2 separate regions of the Homo sapiens genome follow, and region 2 is linked to region 1. Evidence: chromatin contacts called from ENCODE Hi-C or POLR2A ChIA-PET data. All regions are on one chromosome and are shown on one strand. Each heading gives the region's core, a stretch centred on a gene start or an enhancer-like site at or near the end of the contact. The rest is flanking DNA. Distances are from core to core; before and after follow the strand shown. Region 1 has its middle 45 kb from the start of SHOC1. Region 2 holds the start of SHOC1 (shortage in chiasmata 1).

Region 1 (6,271 bases), core at 2,695-5,194:
CACTTCCTACCTTCACCCTCATATAAACCCTGACCAATTACACATATATACACTCTGCCCACCATCCTACCCACAACACACACTTGGTTTCCATCAACCATCTTTATTCTTACTGCACATGCATGGATACACTCATGCATGTGTGCACACACACTTGCACACACACACAGTCTGTGACAGCTGCCTCTACTCAGTCTTCACAGGCACGCAACATGCTGAGCTATCATAAACTCCCCACCATAGTCCTGTGGACATCACACATCTTGTCCCCTCCCCACGATACCTTTCTATCTCCCTACCCCCACCTCATACACAGCATATGCTTCTCAAATATGCACAATTACTTCACCTCGAATATCTCTCCCTTTCTCTCACATATTACAACATTAAAAGAATGGTGAGGCTGGGGGTGGTGGCTCACGCTTGTAATCCCAGCACTTTGGGAGGCCAAGGTGGGCGGATCTCTTGAGGTCAGGAGTTCCAGACCAGCCTGGCCAACATGGTGAAACCCCGTCTTTACTAAAAATACAAAAATTAGCTGGGCATGGTGACAGGTCCCTGTAATCCCAGCTACTGTGGAGGCTGAGGCAGGAGAATCGCTTGAACCTGGGAGGCGGAGGTTGCAGTGAGCTGAGACTGTGCCACTGTACTCCAGCCTGGGTGACAGAGTGAGACTCTGCCTCAAAAAAAAAAAAAAAAAAAAAAAAAAAGAATGGTGAGATATATAAGAATTCCAGGGTTATTGGGGGAATGGTTGTGCTTACCTTCATACCTACAAATAGCTTTTTTTCTCTTATGTTGAGGGACTAACACAGGCTGTTCATTAGCAACTGTGTTTTGAGTAACATAAGATTTCTCCCCAGGGACATGTAGTCAGTTACCACACATTTTCAGTGGTTATGCCAGTTCCTTTTGAAAAGGCCAAGGAGAGCCTGGCCACACACAAACACAGAAACATAAATCAAAGATAAACTGAAAAATTAAGGGCTTTTTACTCTCCATTACTAGAAATGACCTCTTTGTCTTTATGCTCTATAAGACTTGAAACAAAAGGGAGTTGGCACATCATTAATGTGTGCGTGCATCTGTTATATGTCCTTGTTCTCAGAAGAGCAGAATTCAGTATCAAGTGCAACTTTTAAGTTGAAAAAATAAAAGTGTGTTTGTGGAGAGGGTGCATTAACGTTCTTGATTCTTAGGTTCGGAAGTAGTTTAACAATTACTTCTCACTGCCCCTAGTCCAGAAATTCTGTTTGTGACAGCAATGCCATAGTGGTGGAAATTAGACCTCCTTCTGAACATTGCCAGGGTAGGAAGATCTTGACTTCTCAACACCACCACTTTGACCTCTGGAGCTAAGAAAAGTTTCCAGATGTTGAAGTCAAAATGATTTCCCTAAGTGTTCACGCTATTGGCCCTGGTCCTTCCCTCTGGAATAAAATAGAACACTCTGTTCTATCTGTTCCAACAAAAAAACCTATAGGGAATATACGCTTTAATTAACTAATTCAATCACCCAACAGACATTTATTGAATTCCACTGTATACCATGCAATACAGTGGCTACCGTAGATATACGGATGAGAAAACCGGTCAACATCTGTATTGCAAAATCTGGTAACAGTTACTTTTCTGGGGGTACTTGGGAATAGAATTATGAAAGAGAACTTGAGTAAATGGGAAGAATTGTTCAGGTAAATTGAGAAAGAGGTATGATTGCTCAATAAACCCAGGATTCATTAGTAATTTCTGCTCTTTTATTGAAGTGGGAACTTGAGAGGGGGCAGAAGCTGCAGGAGCAGAGAATTTGACATCAGATGAGACCGAGAGAGTTTTGGTCCCAAGAAAACTGAAGACATGCCAATGGCCTCCAAGGAGGTTAGATAGTAGGCATCTCCTGTATGTTCAGGGCAGCCCATGATCCATGGGTGCCCATGATGACAGGGTCCCAAGGTAAAATGCAGAACATTCAATTAAATTTTTTTTTTTTGAGATGGAATTTTGCTCTTGTTGCCCAAGCTGGAGTGCAATGGCATGATCTCAGCTCACTGCAACCTCCGCCTCCCAGGTTCAAACATTTCTCCTGACTCAGCCTCCCATGTAGCTGGGATTACAGGTGCCTTCCACCACACCTGGCTAATTTTTTGTATTTTTAGTAGATATGGGGTTTCACCATGTTAGCCAGGCTGGCCTCAAACTCCTGACCTCAGGTGATCCTCCTGCCTCAGCCCCCCAAAGTTCTGGGATTACAGGCGTGAGCCATTGCACCCCACCGAACATTCAATTAAATTTGAATTTAAGCTAGATAAATAATTTTTTACTATAAGTACATGCCATGCAATATATGGAACATATACTAAAAATGCATCCATTGTTTGTCTAAAATTCAAAAGTAATTGTGGATCTTACATTTTAATTAGTTAAATCTGGCAAGCTTACATTTTGCTAATAATAAGTAAGGAAGCCAGGGTTCTCCAGTTTGCATAACAAACTGACCTTTTCAATTGGCTAGAAAACAGATATGAAGTAAATGGAGCCAAAGTGAAGAAGCCAGAGACCTGGAGATCTGAAATGGGTAGAAAGAACAGAAGGAGTGGGTCAGAAATGGGACTAGCAAGTGATGATGGAGCTAGGGCCAGTGACCTAGGGTCTATTCCTAGCATAGCCAGAATCCTACAGATACTACAGTTTGGTTTTGCTGCCAAACAAAATCCATCTCAGATCATGTGCATATCTTAATTTAACATTTTAGGCAGCTACAAATGAAGTGGAAAGGAGCCAAACGCTATGGACTGTCTCTACTGTGCTGACTAATTGCATTTTTGGCTTGGTGCTAGTTCACTTTGGGATTCACCTGTAATCTGAAATTTTATTTTTGCTAACTTTTGGTGTAGCCATCTTGTTTGTTTGCTACCTCATTTTCATAGAAAAACTTCCTTTTGGAAAACTTCAACTGCTCAGAGAAGAAAAGGATGTTTCCTATACCGAGGACTGGCTATATAATTTGTGGGGCTCAGTGCAAAATGAAAATGCCAGACTCTTTATTCAAGAGTTGTTACAGCCAGGCATGGGGGCTTGCATCTGTAATCCCAGCTACACAAGAGGCTGAGGCAGGAGGATCGCTTGAGTCCAGGAATTCAAGACCAGCCTGGGCAACACAGTAAGATCCTTTGTCTCTAAAAAAAATTTTTAAATTGTTAAGAATTTCAAGAAGTTTCAAGAGATCTATTGCACAACATGATGACTATCGTAAACAATAGTGTATTGCATACTTGAAAAATGGCCAAGAGAGTAGATTTGTAGTGTCCTCACCACAAAAAAATTATTAGCATGTGAAGTAATGAATATGTTAATTAGCTTGATTTAACCATTCCATAATGTATACATATATGAAAGCATCATTTTGTACATGATAAATATATATAATTTTTATTTGCCAATTAAAATTACTTTTAACTTTTTAAAAAATTTTATTTTTTATAAATAAAAATATGAAATGCTTCATGAATTTGTGTGTCATGCTTGCTCAGGGACAATGCTAATCTTCTCTGTATTGTTCCAATTTTAGTGTATATGCTGCCAAAGTGAGCACAAAGAAAAGAAAAGAAGAATTTCCAGAAGGAGACATTAAACTGAGTATGGGGTGCTTTTAAGTGCAGGACTCTGTGCAGCAACACAGATCGTACACTCATAAAGTCAACTCTGTGCATACCTCAGTCATGATAGAAAGATAAATCTGTATACTTAGAGAGAGGGACTGTGATGGGAGAAGTTTGGACTCATTTCAGAACTCACAAGGTCAGAAGGACATGGGCAGAGAGGGGAACACATGTAGGAAGGAGATGAGGTCAACTGAAACTATTGCTATAATTCTGAGATCTAGCAGGTTTCCTTTTTTTTGAGAGAGAGTCTCGCTGTGTCGTCCAAGCAGGAGTGCAGTGACGCAATCTCGGCTCACTGTAACTTCAGCACCGTGGGTTCAAGCAATTCTCCTCCCTCAGCCTGCTGAGTAGCTGGGATTACAGGCATGTGCCACGACACCCAGCTAATTTTTGTATTTTTAGTAGAGACGGGGTTTCGCCATGTTGGCCAGCCTGGTCTTGAACTCCTGACCTCAAATGATTCGACAGCCTTGGCCTCCCAAAGTGCTGGGATTACAGGCGTGAGCCACCACACCTGGGCTTTACATCTGATTTAAATTTTGTCTTATTGATTTCATACCAGCATTCCAGCCAATTGAGATCATTTTGGATATAGAGTCTGTAATTTATGATCTTAGCTTTGAGTCACCAGCTGATCTGGTAATTCTGCCATGCATGTCTTCATACACATTTCTGTTAAAACTATCTCACAGGGCAGGGCTAGGGAGAGACTGAATCCTCCACAAGACTTGCATCTGAGTGACGCAAAGACAATAATCCTACCATTTCAGGTGTGGCTCTGTCAAACATAGGAGTGTGTAAGAAGTCATAAAAGGAACCTATCTGACAATCCTTGGGACGTGAATGATCTGAAGAGTTATTTGAAATATTTTTTAGGGAAAATGTTATAAATACAAGTATCACCATTAGAAATATTAAACTACCTAGGGAAACACTGGTAGGCATAAGATATAAATTAAGGAAGAAAACAGGGAGCCAAAAAAAAAAAAAATAGGCAAAGAGGAAGGAAGCAGATCAAAAAGAAGGATAGAAAGATAAGAGAGAGACTCTCATTGACATCAGTTCTAAAAGTCCTGTGTCCTTGTTTTAAGATTTATCATTTCCTGTCCCTGAATGTAAAATGAGGCTAATAGCCAGTCTTTGAAGAGCCTTTTTTGTGAGTACAATAATTGGACTTATGGGCCACATCAAATAAAAGTCAGGATTTCCTGAGACTGATCCAAACTGACTTGGAACTCTTTGAGGTTTCGTTTCTTCTTGACACAGATGGTCATGCTCCCCGATCTTATGAAAAATGGAATTAACACTCTTCTGATTTGAATGAAATACTGCCAGGAAAATCAGCTGAGAATAATCGAGAAATTATTCCTTGACTATTCCTATTAACAACCATTGCCCTTAGCGAATAATAACTACTAAGAAAGAATTGAATGGATGAAAATTTTCCTTTGAGTTTCCTCTTCTCGTATTTGGTTCTGATTAAATGACATAGAATAAGATTTTATTCTTCTCAGCTTTTTAAGAATTCTACCAGAGAAGAGCGTTAAAAATAAGAGCTAATTTTATTGTACGTAAATGTCATCATTAGTAGGGCGGATGAGGACTCTCCTGTATCTGCATTCACACAATTTGCTCAAGTCATGCCACCTATACAATTTCACCATGTGCTCTCAGTTTTCCATGATGTTACTTATAATATCTCTTCTGCTTGGAATGTCCTTTTCCCCTTGCCTGCTTCCCCTAATTCTACTTGTCCTTTAAAGAATGAGTTCAAGCCTCACCTCCATAAACATATTGCCTGATCATCCAGTGGAGTTAAGAAACATAGATATCCCACCTGGGTTTCTGGATGTAGTAACGTTCTCTCTTTCCTCTAAACAGAATATTAAAGGCAGAAACTCAGCTGGGCACGATGGCTCACTACTGTAATCCCAGCACTTTGGGAGGCCGAGGCGGGCGGATCACCTGAGGTCAGGAGTTCAAGACCAGCCTGGCCAACTTGTGATCTCTTTTCACCATCAAGAGATGGTGAAACCCCATCTCTACTAAAAATAAAAATAAAGAAATTAGCCGGGCGTGGTGGCGGGTGCCTGTAGTTCCAGCTACTCAGGAGGCTGAGGCAGGAGAATTGCTTGAACCCGGGAGGTGGAGGTTGCAGTGAGCTGAGATCACGCCACTGCATTCCAGCCTGGGCGACAGACTGAGGCTCTGTCTCAAAACCAAACCAAACCAAAACAAAAATAAATAAATAAAGGCAGAAACTGATTATAGTTCATTACTATATCATTCATACTTAACATAGCACCTGGCATGTTATGAGTGCTCAGGAAATGTTTTGTGTAAAGAGAAGGAAAAGGAAGAAGAGAGGAAAGAAGAAAGGGAAAGAGACAGGAATAGATTATAAAATATTATCCTTTGAAATGGCTTTTATAGTTTAGCGTCTGAAAAAGAGTAGGCAATCTTTAAAAGACTTTTCTAGTCTTATAATTCTCGTCTATCTTTTTATTTGCAGGTTTTCATCTACCTGTATAATGACCCATGATTCAAAGAGAAGACAGATGACCATTTGGCAGAGCTGCATTGCAGTTATTCAGTGAATACCATCCTGA
Region 2 (6,661 bases), core at 3,949-6,448, 45 kb after region 1:
ATTCATCACAGTGCTTACTCTGGATAAGGCATTGTGCTACTTACATAAACATAATTAAGACATGGTCCATGGCCCACAATCTCAAGAAGATTGAAGGCTGGTGGGGAAGGCAGACATGAACAAAAAAATTATAATGCAAAACATGAAAAGTGCCCAAAGTGGGATATTAACAAAAATTGTAGGAATGACAAAAGGTAACCACTGATTCTCACTAACAGTGTCAGTGGGAAGAGGAAATATTTAAACTAAAATGTATAGAATAAGTAGGATTTCAACATGTGATCAGAGTACAAAATAAATTAGCAGGAACAAAGACTTAGGAGTGGGAGAATCTCTTTCAGAGAATGGCCAATGGTTCAGGATTCCACAATAAATGGGGTTGAGTGAGTATTGTTCCATGCTAAGGATTTCAGATGTTATGCTGTGGTGACAGCTGAAACAATTTGAGCAGGGAAGTGAATACCACTCAAAAACAGTTAGCTGTTTTAGAAATATCATCCTGGCAGCAGTGTTTAGAATCACCTAAAGAGAAGAAAAATAAGAGCAACTCAGACAAGGATTTGTGAGCTTCTTGGAGGCAAAGATTTGTTTTCCCTATTTTTTGCATCATCAGTGCCTAGTATTGTGTCTGGCACAAAGTATGTTCTCAATAAACATTAAATGTTATTACTATAGCCTTAACAGCACAGCGTGTGAGTACAATAATGAAGTTTGATATTATTACAAGAGATTTCCGTAAATGTGTCGAATTGGTCTGGACAGTAGAGGAATTTTTCTCCTCCTTCCCATCCTCATCTTAGTTTATATTGAAGGGTGTTTTATTTCAACTTGTTTTATTTCCATTTAGGTTCAAAATAACAATGGTGCAAATAATGGTGAATTAAAACTTATAGGGAAAAGCAGTTGTTCTAAGATTCTCATCATATGCACAATTTTAGAAATAATGATGCAGAAACATTATCTACTAAGAAAAAAACATGATTTGGATATGATAAAATTATCTGTAAATATAGAAAGAAAACTATCTTTAGAAATTCACCAAAATAAACACAAAACATTTACAAAACATGGATGACTCAAGAGCAAATATTCCTTTTAGAGAGTGTATGATCTCATTCAGAGTTTGGGCTCTGAAGTCATGCTACTTGGATTTGCAACTCTGTCTCATACTTTCAAGCTCATCTTGGATAAGAGACTTAAGTGGTCAATGCCCCAGGTTTCTCTTATGTAAACTGGAGTTTGTAATATTTGTAAATTTATCTAGCTTATGAGTTGTTGCAAAGTGTTTAGAATAGTGCTTGGCACATAATGAGTGCTAAAAAAAATTTAGCTTTTTTTCTTTTCTTTTTTTTCTTTTTTTTTTTTTGAGACAGAGTCTCACTCTGTCACCCAGGCTGGAGTGCAGTGGCATGATCTCGCTCACTGTAACCTCTGCCCCCCAGAGTTCAAGTGATTCTCTTGCCTCAGCCTCCCAAGTAGCTAGGATTACAGGTGCGTGCCACCACACTTGGTTAATTTTTTTTTTTTTTTTTTTTTGAGATGGAGTCTCACTCTGTTGCCCAGGCTGGAGTGCAATGGTACAATCTCGGCTCACTGTAACTTCTGCCCCCGGGTTCAAGCGATTCTCCCCGCCTCAGCCTCCTGAGTAGCTGGGATTATAGGCACCTGCCACCACATCTGGCTAATTTTTGTATTTTTAGTAGAGACAGGGTTTCATCACGTTGGCCAGGTTGTCCTTGAACTTCTGACCTCAGGTGATCCTCCTGCCTCAGCCTCCCAAATTGTTGGGATTACACACGTGAGCCACGGTGCCCAGCCTGGCAGCTATTTTTAAGTTAGTATTCTGAATGTGGCAGAGATTGCTGTGTATTTCCCAATATATGTTTTTTTCTTATATTAATAATAGAATTTCCAAATAGTAACTATGCACATAACTGTTCAGAATGAACACTGCATCTTCCAGCCTTTGCTGCAACTAGACATCTACTAGATCTCAACATTTTCAAGTATGAAATTGCTAAGAGTTGGTGAGGATATAGAGCAGTACAGACTGTTAAACATTACTGATGGGTGAATCGGTATAATCACTTAGGAAAACAGTTTGGTGTTAGTCAATAAATGTGAAGATATGTATGCTCAATAATCCAAAACATTTTCCTAAATCTATATTCCAGAGAAACATGTATGTGTACTAGGATACATGTACAAGGATATTGTAGCAGCATTCTTTGTAATATACAAGAATTAGAATAATCCAAAGGTCCATCAACAGTTGAATGGATAAATTGAAGTATGTTTATACAACAGGATACTATTGTATCCTATTTAATAATCATCATATATAACTGAAATCATCATATATAATACATCGAATGAAATTGATGAAATTGAATCATCATATACAATAAACATCCACTGAATAGAAGAAGCAAGAACCAAAGTAACACAAACACCAAGATTCAAAAATAGGCAAACTATGTCATTTAGAAATGCATACTTGGGTGAAACACTTTAAAGAAAAGCAAGGCAATGATTACCATAAAGTCAGAATTATAGTAATCTCTAGGTCTAGAGGGAGACTTCCTCTAGGGAGAGTTGTGATTAGAAAGGAAAAGCGGGCTTCTGAAATTCCAATGCTCTGTTTCTTCACTTGAGGGGAGGCTCCATGGACATTTCCTTAAAATAATTTTTATAACTATACATTGTGGTACAGTTTCTGTGTAAACATTATATTTCTATGTGAACATTATATTTTACAATTTAAGTTACATATATATAAAGAGACATTGTGCCTTTGGCCTTTGTTCCTTTACAGTCCTTCCTCCATCCTGCTTCCTGAAACAGAAGCTGCCACCTGAGACCATGAAAACAAGGACCACTACACAGAAATAGCAGAAAAATGAGCTGGTAGGAAGTTAAGACCCAGAGGACTTAGTGGGGCAGAGCTGCCATATCAGTCCTTAACCTTTGTACCTCTGGACTTCATTTACATGAAAGAGAAATATATTTAATATTATTTTGGAATTTTCTGTTATTTATACAGCTAGGCCTGATTTTAACTAATGCACCTTTACACTAGATTTTCAAAAAGACAACCTACCCAATAGGAAAATCACTTGATCTCATACACACACAAACATACAGATGCATACACATATACACACATACACAGCCACATGCATAATTAGACAATTCATGGAAGAAGAAATCCAAAGGATTCATAAACATCTAAAACATGTTTAATCTCAGCAGTAGTCAGAGAAATGCAAACTAAAACAAGATAGAATTTTTCATGCATCAGCCTGGCAAAAATTTCTAAAGAGCAATATATTCAGTACTGTTGGGTATTCAGGAGAATGATGACCCCTTTCTGGTATTGTTAATGTAAACTGCTATACATTTTTGGAAGGAAAAATTGGCAATATTTATTAAATTTGAAATGCTCTTACAATTTCAGCCAGCAAGCCAAAACAAATCTATGCCACAGAAAGTATTCAAGAGCATATGTCCAAGAATTCTTACTGCAGCATTATTTGTCATTGTTTCCAAAAAATTGGAAACAATCTGTTAATCCATCAGTAGTGGAATGTTTAGATAAATCATGGCACGTAGTTACTATAAAATATTATGCAGCTATTTTTAAAAGTAATAATTTTTAAATATAATTAGCCAATCAACGTTGTACATGCATATCTGAATAAATTTGTATGAACATACAACAAAGTGTGAAAAGAATCAACCCAGATTGTTAATATTGGTTACCTGGGAGTTGGGGTGGGAATGGCGATTACTTTCTCTGTATACATCTTTGGATGGTTTTCCTGTTTATAGTAAGGATAAGCATGTGTTATTTTTGTTTTTTGGTTTTTTTTGTTGTTGGTTTTTCTGTTTGTTTGTTTCTGATACGGAATCTTGCTCTGTCCCCCAGGCTGGAATGCAGTGGCATGATCTCGGCTCACTACAACCTCCGCCTCCGGGTTCAAGCGATTCTCCTGCCTCAGCCTCCCAAGTAGCTGGGATTACAGGGGCATGCCACCACACCCGGCTGATTTTTTTTTTTTTTTTTTTTTTTGTATTTTTAGTAGAGATGAGGTTTCACCATGTTGACCAGGCTGGTCTCGAACTCCTGACCTCAGGTGATCCACCCACCTCAGCCTCCCAAAATGCTGGGATTACAGCGTGAGCCACCAGGCCCGGCCAATTTTTGTAACTTTTACAAAGATATTTAATTTAAAATTGATTTTAATAAAAGGTAGACATCCAAGAACACAGGATGATTAATGCACTTCAATGTTAGGTGAATATCTTTAAAACTGATTATTGTCAAACATTAAATCCATATAACCGAAGCAAACTGCACACACCTGTACAAAATAAAGGAAGTAACTTAAGAAAATAAAGTGACTTATCCACTGACATTTCACAATTAGTATTTGAACAATCAACTCAAAAGACACCCATGTGTTAGTAAAGTAAATAAATGCATGTTACTTCTTGCAATCTTCTGGGAAGGAGTTTAATGCCAAGCCGTTTCATGGAAAAGACAGGAGTTAAGAAATATGGAGGAAAGAATAATTATTCCTCATCAGGCGAGTCTGGCGATACCTAAATGTGTGTATGTAAGGGAGTGGCTTTAATTAAGGTATAGAATCCACATGTGCCAATTGAAAAGCAGTATCTTCCTGCCCCTCCTCAAAAGTTCTTCTGCTACCAAGCCATGACCCACACCTAGCCAGACCCCTGAGGCACGTTTGCCTCCTCTCTCTTGCCTTCCTCTTTCCCTGAATCTGTCTGATTGCTAAATCCTCCCACCCTTACCTCTGAAAGGCTTCTGCCCTCGCCCTCCGGCTAACCCTGCCGCGTTTTGCCCGGCCTCGCTAACAACATGGGAGCCGCCACTCCCAAAGAAGTCCGGACTGCTTTGCCGGGTCTTCCCAACCCTTCACAACCAGCTCTTTCTAGCCTCACGCCGACTTCTCCACCGTCACACTCCGCCCAGTGTTATGAGGGTTCTGCTCACTCCCGAGGACCTCGGCGCTGCCCAGGCTGCAGCCTCGAATCCCCACAATCCTTACCTCCCTAGGCTGTGCCCACTCGCGGACGGAAGTGCCCGGAGCCCAAGGGGCGGGGCCTGGTCTGGCCAATGGAAGCACAGAGTGCAGGCTCAGTGGTCACGTGTCCAGCGGGCGGGAATTTTACCCCAGGAAGAGATGCAGGAGGCGATTTTTACCTCAGGTAAGAGCCCTGAGAGGCTGGAGGCAGGAGAGAGGGTGATTTTGAGGGCTGAGGGGAGGAAAAGGTCGTATGGGACCAAAGAAGTATGGCAGCTCAGGAATCTCTGGAAAACGCATCTGTGAGGCCCGGCCGATGTGGCTCTGTAGAGACAAAACCCCAGACCCACTGTCCACTTAACCTGAGAATAGAAGGTGTGAAGGTCTCAGAGATGCTGGTGGGATTTCAGCCCATCAACTAGAAGTTGTATGGGCTAAACAATAAGGGAAAATAGGTGCACCTCGCCTTCTCTGCCATGTTACGTTTTTTTGTCTGTTTTAAGACAGGGTCTCGCTCTGTTGCCCAGGCTGGCGTGCAGTGGCACGATCTCGGTTCACTGCAACCTCTGCCTCCCGAGTTCAAGAGATTCTCCTGCCTCAGCCTCCAGAGTAGTTGGGACTACAGGCGTCCTCCACCACGTCTGGCTAATTTTTATATTTTTAATAGAGACGGGGTTTTGCCATGTTGACCCGGCTGGTCTCGAACTCCTGACCTCAAGTGATCCACCCGCCTCGGCCTCCCGAAGTGCTGGGATTACAGGTGTGAGCCACCACTTCCGGCGGATCTTATTATTTTTTTTTTTTTAAGTGGGTTTTTATGCGAGGGAGTGAAGAAGGCAGAAAGCTCCTGATGCCTTAGGCTGGTGGGGAGAGGTGGGAAGCCAGCCCGAAGATTCACACTCACCTGTGAGTGCTTTTAAATAATCTTGGGGCCTGGCATATGGTGGCTCAGGCCTGTAATCCCAGCACTTCGGGAGGCTGAGGCGAGAGGATTGCCTGAGCTCAGGAGTTCGAAATCAGCCTGGCCAACATGGCGAAACCCCGTCTCTATTAAAAATACAAAAATTAGCCGGGCATGGTGGCACCCGCCTGTAATCCCAGCTACTCGGGAGGCTGAGGCAGGAGAATCGCTTGAACCCGGGAGCTGGAGGTTGCAGTGAGCCAAGATCGCACCATTGCACTCCAGCCTGGGGACAGAGGGAGACTCTGTCTCAAAAAATTATTTGATTAATTAATTAAATCATCATCATCATCATCATCATCTTGGGAAAGCTTACTTCCTGGCCTTGTGCCTGACCTCATTATCGTGTGCATTTCCATTTTGGTCCAGTAGTCCAGTAGATGTTTGTTAGGAAGTAGCACAAAAGAAATAAAATCTTTAGAAAAAGGTAAAAAAAAAAAAAATTCGAGAATTGCTGCAATTCAAAACTTGATAATTTTAAATTACCCTCTCTCTAACCATGATTTTGTTCATTTCCTCATATCTTTGGTTTTAGAAATAAGAGCAATGTATCGTTTTTGCTTCCACCCACCACTATTAGATGGATTCGATATCTGTATTACAATGAAATAAACTTGATAAACGGGATTCTAAGCATGTATATAACATA

The links. Hi-C counts contacts between places; a loop is a spot of excess contacts on that map. ChIA-PET counts read pairs that join two places held with the same protein, here RNA polymerase II (POLR2A). Pooled maps may share reads with other maps.
Region 2: a map of chondrocyte shows a loop between it and region 1 (2.8-fold over the local background). The contact joins the promoter of SHOC1 here to the enhancer-like site in region 1. A Hi-C loop is called at or near these places in 1 of 168 maps with a recorded cell type or tissue (chondrocyte), 1 of 37 single-sample maps with no recorded cell type and 1 of 50 pooled maps. POLR2A ChIA-PET finds 5 or more read pairs at or near these places in 3 of 52 experiments (B cell, MCF 10A and activated T-cell).

What each region holds. Positions count from the first base shown.
Region 1 is chr9:111,837,149-111,843,419 of GRCh38, reverse strand. It overlaps the pseudogene RNU6-1013P. Among named protein-coding and RNA genes, the nearest start is that of SHOC1, 45 kb to the right of the region's middle. RefSeq lists an enhancer at 2,254-2,423. Within about 2 kb of position 3,944, at least 3 of the 41 ENCODE cell types and tissues checked have a DNase peak (open chromatin) inside an H3K27ac peak, as active enhancers do.
Region 2 is chr9:111,793,474-111,800,134 of GRCh38, reverse strand. It overlaps SHOC1 (shortage in chiasmata 1), which reads left to right and starts at 5,198. Exons shown (of 28, transcript NM_001378211.1): 1 at 5,198-5,235. LOC124902249 (a long non-coding RNA gene) reads right to left here and starts at 3,917. Exons shown (of 2, transcript XR_007061734.1): 1 at 3,763-3,917; 2 at 1-522.